Linked DNA regions of Homo sapiens: region 2 is linked to region 1. The links are chromatin loops, found by intact Hi-C in ENCODE. Cell type or tissue: CD14-positive monocyte. All regions are shown on one strand. Links, peaks and the distances in the headings refer to the core of each region. The heading gives the core; the rest is flanking DNA. Region 1 overlaps ZAN (zonadhesin). Region 2 holds the start of LOC105375431 (a long non-coding RNA gene).

What was found. Peaks named below come from ENCODE experiments on the same cell type or tissue, not always from the same donor. Only the 100,000 strongest peaks of a DNase experiment are listed, where the experiment ranks them.
Region 2: a loop joins it to region 1, with 5 times the contacts of the local background. A loop is called at or near these places in 1 of 110 quality-filtered maps.

Annotation. Positions count from the first base shown.
Region 1 is chr7:100,770,036-100,774,415 of GRCh38, forward strand. ZAN (zonadhesin) reads left to right here. Exons shown (of 48, transcript NM_003386.3): 29 at 1,809-1,985; 30 at 3,250-3,458; 31 at 3,686-3,830. Among named protein-coding and RNA genes, the nearest start is that of ZAN, 39 kb to the left of the region's middle. In CD14-positive monocyte, for the core only: no CTCF peak of the experiment used is centred there; no DNase peak of the experiment used is centred there.
Region 2 is chr7:100,961,180-100,965,559 of GRCh38, forward strand. MUC3A (mucin 3A, cell surface associated) reads left to right here. Exons shown (of 12, transcript NM_005960.2): 4 at 1,972-2,087; 5 at 2,509-2,573; 6 at 3,516-3,664; 7 at 4,103-4,168. LOC105375431 (a long non-coding RNA gene) reads right to left here and starts at 1,136. Exons shown (of 3, transcript XR_007060457.1): 1 at 1,094-1,136. It overlaps LOC124900622 (a long non-coding RNA gene), which reads right to left and starts at 3,628. Exons shown (of 3, transcript XR_007060456.1): 1 at 3,541-3,628; 2 at 2,924-3,087; 3 at 2,650-2,780. In CD14-positive monocyte, for the core only: a CTCF peak has its summit at 1,607; no DNase peak of the experiment used is centred there; H3K27me3 peaks cover 855 bases.

The DNA of each region.
Region 1 (4,380 bases), core at 149-4,148:
CTAGTCAGGGAGGGAGAAACAACAAGACCAGAAACAGATGGAAAAGCATGAGGAAGGCAAATGGGAACACAGGGCCAGCCAGCAGTCACCTTCTTGGGACCTATGACTGATGGGTCTGTATTTGTGTCTCAGGCAGTAGATAAATCCGGGATTTCTTTTTTTTTTTCCTATTAAAAATGTTTTAATAGGCTGGGCGCAGTGGCTCATGCCTGTAATCCCAGTACTTTGGGAGGCCGAGGAGGGCAGATCCCGAGGTCAGGAGTTCGAGACCAGCCTGGCTAGCATGGTGAAACCCCGTCTCTACTAAAAATACAAAAAATTAGCTGGGCCTGGTGACGGGCACCTGTAGTCCCAGCTACTTGGGAGGCTGAGGCAGAAGAATCGCTTTAACCTGGGAGGCAGAGGTTGCAGTGAGCCGAGATTTCGCCACTGCACTCCAGCCTGGGCGACAGAGTGAGACTCTGTCTCAAAAAAAAAAAAAAAAAAGTTTAATAGAGATGGGGGAGTCTCACTATGTAGCCCAGGCTGTTCTCGAACTATGGACCCCAAGGGATCCTCCCCCTTGGCCTCCCAAGTAGTTGGGATGACAGGCATAAGCCACCACGCCTGGCCGTTTTTTCTTTTTTCTTGTTTTTTAGAGACAAGGTCTCACTCTGTTGCCCAGGCTGGAGTGCAGTGGCACGATCACAGCTCACTGCAGGCTTGAACTCCTGGGCTCAAGTAATCCTCCCGCCTCAGCCTTCAGAGTAGCTGGGACCACAGGCATGCACCACCATGCCCAACTAATTTTTTTTTTCTCACTCTGTTGCCCAGGCTGGAGTGCAATGGTGTGATCTCAGCTCACTGCAACCTCTGCCTCCCAGGCGCAAGCTATTTTCCCACCTCAGCTTCCCAAGTAGCTGGGATTACAGGCCTGTGCCACCACACCCGGCTAGTTTTTGTATCTTTAGTAGAGACAACATTTCACCATGTTGGCCAGGCTGATCTTGAACTCCTGACCTCAAATGATCCACCTGCCTTGGCCTCCCAAAGTGCTGGTATTAAAGGCATGAGCCATCATGCCTGGCCTAATTTTTAAATATTTTCTGGAGATGAGGTCTTGCTATGCAGCCCAGGCTGGTCTTGAACTCCTGGGCTCAAGTGATTCTCCTGCTTTGCCCTCCTAAAGTGCTGAGGTTATAGGCGGGAGCCACCACACAAATCTGGGTTTTGTTTGTTTGTTTTGTTTATATTCTCTGTTACCCAGGTTGGAGTGCAATGGCACAATCATAGCTCATCCTCCTGCCTCAGCCTGCTGAGTAGCTGGGACTACAGGTGTGCACCACCATGGCCGGCTAATTTTTGTACAGACACAGTTTCACTGTATTGCTCAGGCTGGAAAATCCAGGAGGTTTTTTTTTTGTTTTTTTTTTTTGAGACGGAGTCTTGATCTGTTGCCCAGGCTGGAGTGCAATGGCACAATCTCAGCTCACTGCCACCTTTGCCTCCTGGGTTCAAGAGATTCTCCTGCCCCAACCTCCCGAGTTGCCTGGACTACAGGTGCCCTCTACTATGCCCTGCTAATTTTTGTATTTTTAGTAGAGATTGGGTTTCACCATGATGGTCAGGCTGGTCTCAAACTCCTGACCTCAAGTGATCTGCCCACCTCGGCCTCCCAAAGTGCTGGGATTACAGGTGTGAGCCACTGTGCCTGGCGGGAAAATCCAGGTTTTGACTGAAGTGGATGTCGAATCAGCCCCAGGGAAGCCACATGGCCCTGTTCCTTCCCGGCCCCTCCCCTGGCTCATCTGCCTTCTCTCTTCCTGCAGGACCCTTCTCTCAATGTCACCAGGTGGTGCCTCCCCAGTCCAGCTTTGCCAGTTGCGTGCATGGTCAGTGTGGGACCAAGGGCGACACCACAGCCCTGTGCCGCTCCCTGCAGGCCTACGCGTCCCTGTGTGCCCAGGCTGGCCAGGCCCCTGCCTGGCGGAACAGAACCTTCTGCCGTGAGTGACTGGCCACCTGTTCCCACAGCCCATAGGCACCCTCCAGAATTCTGCCCTCCCTTTCTTCCTCTAAATTCTTTTTTTTTTTTTTGAGACGGAGTCTCACTCTGTTGCCCAGGCTGGAGTGCAGTGGCGCAATCTCGGCTCACTGCAACCTCTACCTCCTGTGTTCAAGCCAAGATGGGTGAATCACCTGAGGTCAGGAGTTGGAGACCAGCCTGGTCAACATGGTGAAACCCCGTCTCTATTAAAAATACAAAACTTGGCCAGGTGTGGTGGCAAGCACCTGTAATCAGCTACTCAAGAGGCTGAGGTGGGAGAATCGCTTGAACCTGGGAGGCAGAGGTTGCAGTGAGCCGAGATCACACCACTGCACTCCAGCCTGGGCAACAAGAGTGAAACAAAAAACAAGAGTGAAAAACAAAACAAAACAAAAAGTTCTGGCAGTAGATGGTGGTAATGGCAGCACGACAATGTGACTGTACTTAGTGCTGTTGAAGTGTACATTTAAAAAATTGTTGCCGGGCGCGGTGGCTCATGCCTGTAATCCCAGCACTTTGGGAGGCCGAGGCAGGTGGATCACGAGGTCAGGAGATCGAGACCATCCTGGCTAACACGGAGAAACCCCGTCTCTACCAAAAATACAAAAAATTAGCCAGGCGTGGTGGTGGGCGCCTGTAGTCCCAGCTACTCGGGAGGCTGAAGCAGGAGAATGGCGTGAATCTGGGAGGTGGAGCTTGCAGTGACCCAAGATCATGCCACTGCACTCCAGCCTGGGCGACAGAGCGAGACTGTCTACAAGAAAAAAAAAATTGTTAAAATTGTAGATTTTATGTCTGTTTTTTTTTTGTTTGTTTTTTTTTTTTTTTGCTTTTGAGAGTCTCGCTGTCGCCCAGGCTGGAGTGCAGTGGTCTGACCTCGCCTCATTGCAACCTCTGCCTCTCAGGTTCAAGAGATTCTCGTGTCTCAGCCACCCAAGTAGCTGGGACTACAGGCGTGTGCCACCCCAAGTAGCTGGGACTACAGGCGTGTGCCACCACGCCTGGCTAATTTTTGTATTTTTAGTAGAGTCGGTTTTTCACCATGTTGGCCAGCCTGTTCTCGAACTCCTGACCTCAGGTGATCCACCTGCCTCGGCCTCCCAAAGTGCTGGGATTACATGTGCGAGCTACCGCTCCTGGCCACTACTAGGAGCTTTTGATGCCCCAAGGTTTGGGGGCTGGACATGCCACCCCACTCTTCCTAATGCTCTCATTTTCTTTAGCTATGAGGTGCCCACCTGGCAGCAGCTACAGCCCCTGCAGCAGCCCCTGCCCAGACACCTGCAGCAGCATAAACAACCCGAGGGACTGCCCCAAAGCACTGCCCTGTGCTGAGAGCTGTGAATGTCAGAAAGGCCACATCTTGAGTGGAACCTCCTGCGTGCCCCTTGGCCAGTGTGGCTGCACTGACCCAGCGGGCTCCTACCACCCGGTGAGAGGCCAGCTAGGAGGGGCCCCGCCCTTTCCAGGCCCACATGTTTGGGGTCAGGGCAAGCTCAGGAGAGGCAGGAGGAAGGCTCAGAACCTGGGAGGGGCAGGGCTGGCCAAGGCTGGGGGGCGAGGAGGAAGGGCAGATGCTGCACCCAGCTTCAACTGGGGCGTTGGCCCATCTCCCAATTCCAACTTTCTGTTGGCTCAGCTGATCCCTGTGGCCCACAGGTCGGGGAGCGCTGGTACACAGAGAACACCTGCACCAGGCTCTGCACCTGCTCCGTCCACAACAACATCACCTGCTTCCAGAGCACCTGCAAACCCAACCAGATATGCTGGGCCCTGGATGGGCTGCTCCATTGTCGGGCCTCAGGTAGGAGGACCACGGTGATGGGGGGACTCCACAGCCCTGAGGCCCACTCTCCCAACTCCCCAACAGACTCCCTGCTGCCTGTAGCACTGGGTTTCAGGTTTTGACTGGTAACTCTGCTGCAACCAAGAGCTTCTGGTGGGTAAGATGACCTCCAACTGCTGAGAAGGGAACCTTGGGGCTCACCCATCCTTCTCCTGTAGCGGCCACCAACTTAGATGGGATATTATAAATCCTTCCCTGGGGCCAGACGCCATGGCTCACACTTGTAATCTCAGCACTTTGGAAGGCCAAGGCGGGTGGATCACTTGAGACCAGAAGTTCAAGACCAGCCTGACCAACATGGCTAAACCCCGTCTCTACTAAAAATACAAAAATTAGCCTATAATCCCAGCTACTCGAGAGGCTGAGGCAGGAGAATTGCTTGAACCCAGGAGGCAGAGGTTGCAGTGAGCAGAGATCGTGCCATTGCACTCCAGCCTGGGCGACAAAACTCCGTCTCTAAATAAATAAATCTTTTCCTGGAGGCCAGGCATGGTGGCTCATGCCTGTA
Region 2 (4,380 bases), core at 67-4,066, 190 kb after region 1:
GTATCAGTTTCCAACTGCTGCCGGGCCAACAAACACAAATCTGGCTGCTGGAACAACACGACATTATCATGTTAGAATTCTGTAGATTAGAAGTCTGATGTGGGTGTCACTGGGCTGAAATCAAGGCGTCACCAGGGCTGTGTTGTCTTTCAGCGGCTCCAGGGAAGAATCCATTTTTTTGCCCTTTGCAGCTTCTGGAGCCTCCCACAGCAAGCCTGCATCTCTCTGTGTCTTTCTCCCATAGCCTCATCTCCCTCTAATGAACTCTGGCCTCCTCAATTGCTTCTCCCACTGTTAAGGACCCTTGTGATAACTTTGCCTCCTCCCCAAATAGTCTATGTTAATTTTCTCAAGATCAGCTGATTACGCCGGGCGGGGTGGCTCACACCTGTAATCCCAGCAGTTTGGGAGGCTGAGGGGGTAGGATCACCTGAGGTCAGGAGTTGGAGACTAGCCTGGCCAACATGGTGAAACTGTCTCTACTATTAGTTGGGCATGGTGGCAGATGCCTAAATCCTCACTATTCAGGAGGCTGAGGCAGGAAAATCGCTTGAATCCAGGAGGTGGATATTGCAGTAAAGCGAGATTTCGCCACTGCACACTAGCGTAGATGACAGAGGGAGAGTGAGACTCTGTCTTAAAAGAAAAAAAAAAATCAGCTGATTGTCTTATAATCCCTGCACTTTGGAAGGCCGAGGAGGGAGTATCGCTTGAGGCGAGGAGTTCAGGACCAGCCTGGGCAACACAGCGAGACCCTCATCTCCACAAAAAATTTTAAAAACTTACCTCACGCCTGTAATCCCAGCACTTTGGGAGGCCGAGGCGGGCGGATCACGAGGTCAGGAGATCGAGACCATCCCAGCTAAAACGGTGAAACCCCGTCTCTACTAAAAATACAAAAAATTAGCCGGGCGTAGTGGCGGGCGCCTGTAGTCCCAGCTACTTGGGAGGCTGAGGCGGGAGAATGGCGTGAACCCGGGAGGCGGAGCTTGCAGTGAGCCGAGATCCCGCCACTGCACTCCAGCCTGGGCGACAGAGCGAGACTCCGTCTCAAAAAAAAAAAAAAAAAAAAAAAAAAAAAAAAAAAACTTACCTGGGCATGGTGGCTCATGCCTGTGGTCCCAGTTATTTGGAAGGCTGAGGTGGGAGAATCACTTGAGCCTGGGAGTTCAAGGCTGCAGTGAGCTATGATCCCCCTATTGCACTTCAGCCTGGATGACAGAATGAGACCCTATCTCAACAATAAAAAAAAGTTAGGCTGATTAGCAATCTAATTCAATCTGCACCCTTGATCCTCCCTTGCCATGTAGTATAGCATAGTCACAGTTCTGGGGATTAGGACATGGACATCTTCCCACTATGGGGGCAGCCAGGAGGGACCACAGGCTGACCGCTATCTTTCTGCCTGCTTTCACTCATCTCCACACAATTCCTTCCTTCCTCTCGCTCTCTTCTTTCTTTTCTTCTTTTCTTTTGTCTCTTTCTCTTTTCTTTTTTTCTTTCTCTTTTTCTTTCTTTCTTTCTCTTTCTTTTCTTTCCTTTCTTTTCTTCTTTCCCTCATCTTCACACAATGCTTTCTCCCTTTCTTTCTTTCCTTCTTTCTTTCTCTTTCTTTCTTTCTCTCTCTCTCTCTCTTTCTTTCTTTCTTTCTTTCTTTTTCTCTCTCTCTCTCTATCTTTCTTTTTCATTTTCTTGAGAGACAGTCTCACTCTGTGGCCCAGGCTGGAGTGCAGTGATGCAATCTCGGCTCACTACAACCTCCGCCTCCTGAGTTCAAGTGATTCTCCTGCCTCAGCCTCCTGAGGCATAATGCATCCTGGAATTCCTACATCTGTTCCTGCCTCTGGGCATCAGTCCTCAGGGATCTTGGAGGGGAGCAGCAGGAGGAGCCTGTGGGTTGGGGTGGTGGTGTTGGTGGCTTCAGACAAAAGCAGACAGAGAAGTGACTGGGGACATGCATGCTCTGTGTAGATGTAGTGGAGACCGAGGTGGGCATGGAAGTGTCTGTGGATCAGCAGTTCTCGCCGGACCTCAATGACAACACTTCCCAGGCCTACAGGGATTTCAACAAGACCTTCTGGAATCAGGTAAAGGGCAAAGAGAGGGGATTTTTTTTTTTTTTTTGAGGTGTAGTCTCGCACTCTCACCCTGGCTGGAGTGCAATGGTGCGATCTTGGGTCACTGCAACCTCCGCCTCCCGGGTTCACATGATTCTCTTGCCTCAGCCTCCCAAGTAGCTGGGATTACAGGTGCACACCATGACACCTGGCTAATGTTTTGTATTTTTAGTAGAGACGGGTTTTCACTATGTTGGCCAGACTGGTCTCGAACTACTGACTTTGTGATCCACCTGCCTCGTCCTCCCAAAGTGTTGGGATTACAGGCGTGAGCCACGGCACCCGGCCGGGGAGGGGAATTGAAGGGTCTTCCCTGGAGCTGGGGTTGGGCGTCTGGGTCCCCTCAGGTCTGCAGGTTCGGACGTGAGCCCAGGGATCCTTGGTGTTTCAGATGCAGAAGATTTTTGCAGACATGCAGGGCTTCACCTTCAAGGGTGTGGAGATCCTGTCCCTGAGGTAGGAGACCCATCTGGGGATGCGGAGGCGGTGTTGGGTGGGGGAAATGTGCGCACACAAAAAACCCATTCCTTTCTTTTGTAATCATCAGATTTTATAAAGAGGGGTGGAGGGGGTACATAAGGAATCACTCCCTGGGTATTTTTTCGGATCGTTTTCTGGGGCCATTTATCTGGAGGAGGGGTGGCACCTCTCTTCTTCAGCACACTGGAAGGAGAGAAGTTGCAGGGACATGTGGGAAGGTGGTGCCTGGATTGATGACTTTGTCCCCCTCTGGCTGGCCCCTGCTCTACTGAGTGGGTCAGCATTAGAAAGAGAGAGAGAGAAAGAGAGAGAGGGAGAGAACGCACGTCTAGGGGCGCCCGGTGGATGATGGCTTGATGCAACAAGAAGAGAACGTCAGGCCAGATGTGGTGGCTCACACTTGCAATCCTAGCACTTTGGGTAGGCTAGGCGGGTGGATCACCTGAAAGCAGTTCAAGACCAGCCTGGGCAACATAGTGAGAACCCATCCCTACAACAGTAAAAATAGTAATAATAATAATAATAATAAAATGATTAGCCAGGCATGGTAGTGCACACCTGTAGTCCCTGATACTTGGGAGGCTGAGGAGAAAGGATCACTTTAGCCCAGGAGTTGGAGGCTGCAGTGAGCTACAATGATACCACTGCACTCCAGCCTGGGTGACAGCAAGACTTTGTCTCTATAAAACACACAGAGAGAGGAAGTCAATCATGTCAGTCATTCCTTGTCCTGCCTTCCCAGGCAGACCAAGTCAGGAATGCTGGCAGCCCCTTCTGAAAAGGATGCACGTGGCATCCCAACTCATGACCTCTGCTCCCTTCCCCCTTCTGGTGCACTTTGGGTTGCTTCTGGAGGTGCCCCTCCAAGGACCCATATGTTCCTGGCTGGGGCACTCTCTAAGGCTGTGGACCCCTCAGGAATGGCAGCATCGTGGTGGACTACCTGGTCCTGCTGGAGATGCCCTTCAGCCCCCAGCTGGAGAGCGAGTATGAGCAGGTGAAGACCACGCTGAAGGAGGGGCTGCAGAACGCCAGCCAGGATGTGAACAGCTGCCAGGACTCCCAGAGTGAGCCCAGGCTGGAGGGAGGGGCCAGGGCCTGAGGTGTCACCCCAGCCCACTCCAGCTCAGCCAGGGGGCCACTGGGCTCAGGTGCCAGCCCTGTGGTACCTCTGGCAGGTTGGGAGAAGGGGAATAAGTCCACACACAACGGTGTCAAGGGTGGGGCTAGGGAGGGTCTCCCCGTGACCTCGGTACTGGGAAAGAGACCCCCTGATTGTCATGGTCAGCATTTCCCGGATGGCTGAAGACCTCGGATTATTCAGGGGAGATGAGGCAGGCAACAGGAGTCTTCGCCTGTGGCTCTCTCCGTCTGGGAGAGGGCTCTCCCAGACGGAGAGAGCCCTCACTGCCCTCCCTGTGCCTATCCTGCCTCCTGGCGCTAACCCCTTGACCTTAACCCCTTGATCTGCCCCGCCCATTCCATCTGTGCCTGTGTTTCCGCAGCCCTGTGTTTTAAGCCTGACTCCATCAAGGTGAACAACAACAGCAAGACAGAGCTGACCCCGGCAGGTAAGGGTGGGGTAAAGGGCTGAGTGGTCTCCCGCGGCTATGATCCGGGCTACCAGGGACATTTGCCCATTGAAGCCTGTGGGCAGGGAGAGACCTTTGGGGGAGGCAAGTCATGTGGCCCAGGGCGGCCCTTCCTGGCGCTGGTTAGTGGCTTCCACCTGAGGACAGCAGGGGCCACGAGGAGAGGGTGAGGGTGCTGCGGGTGGCCTCCC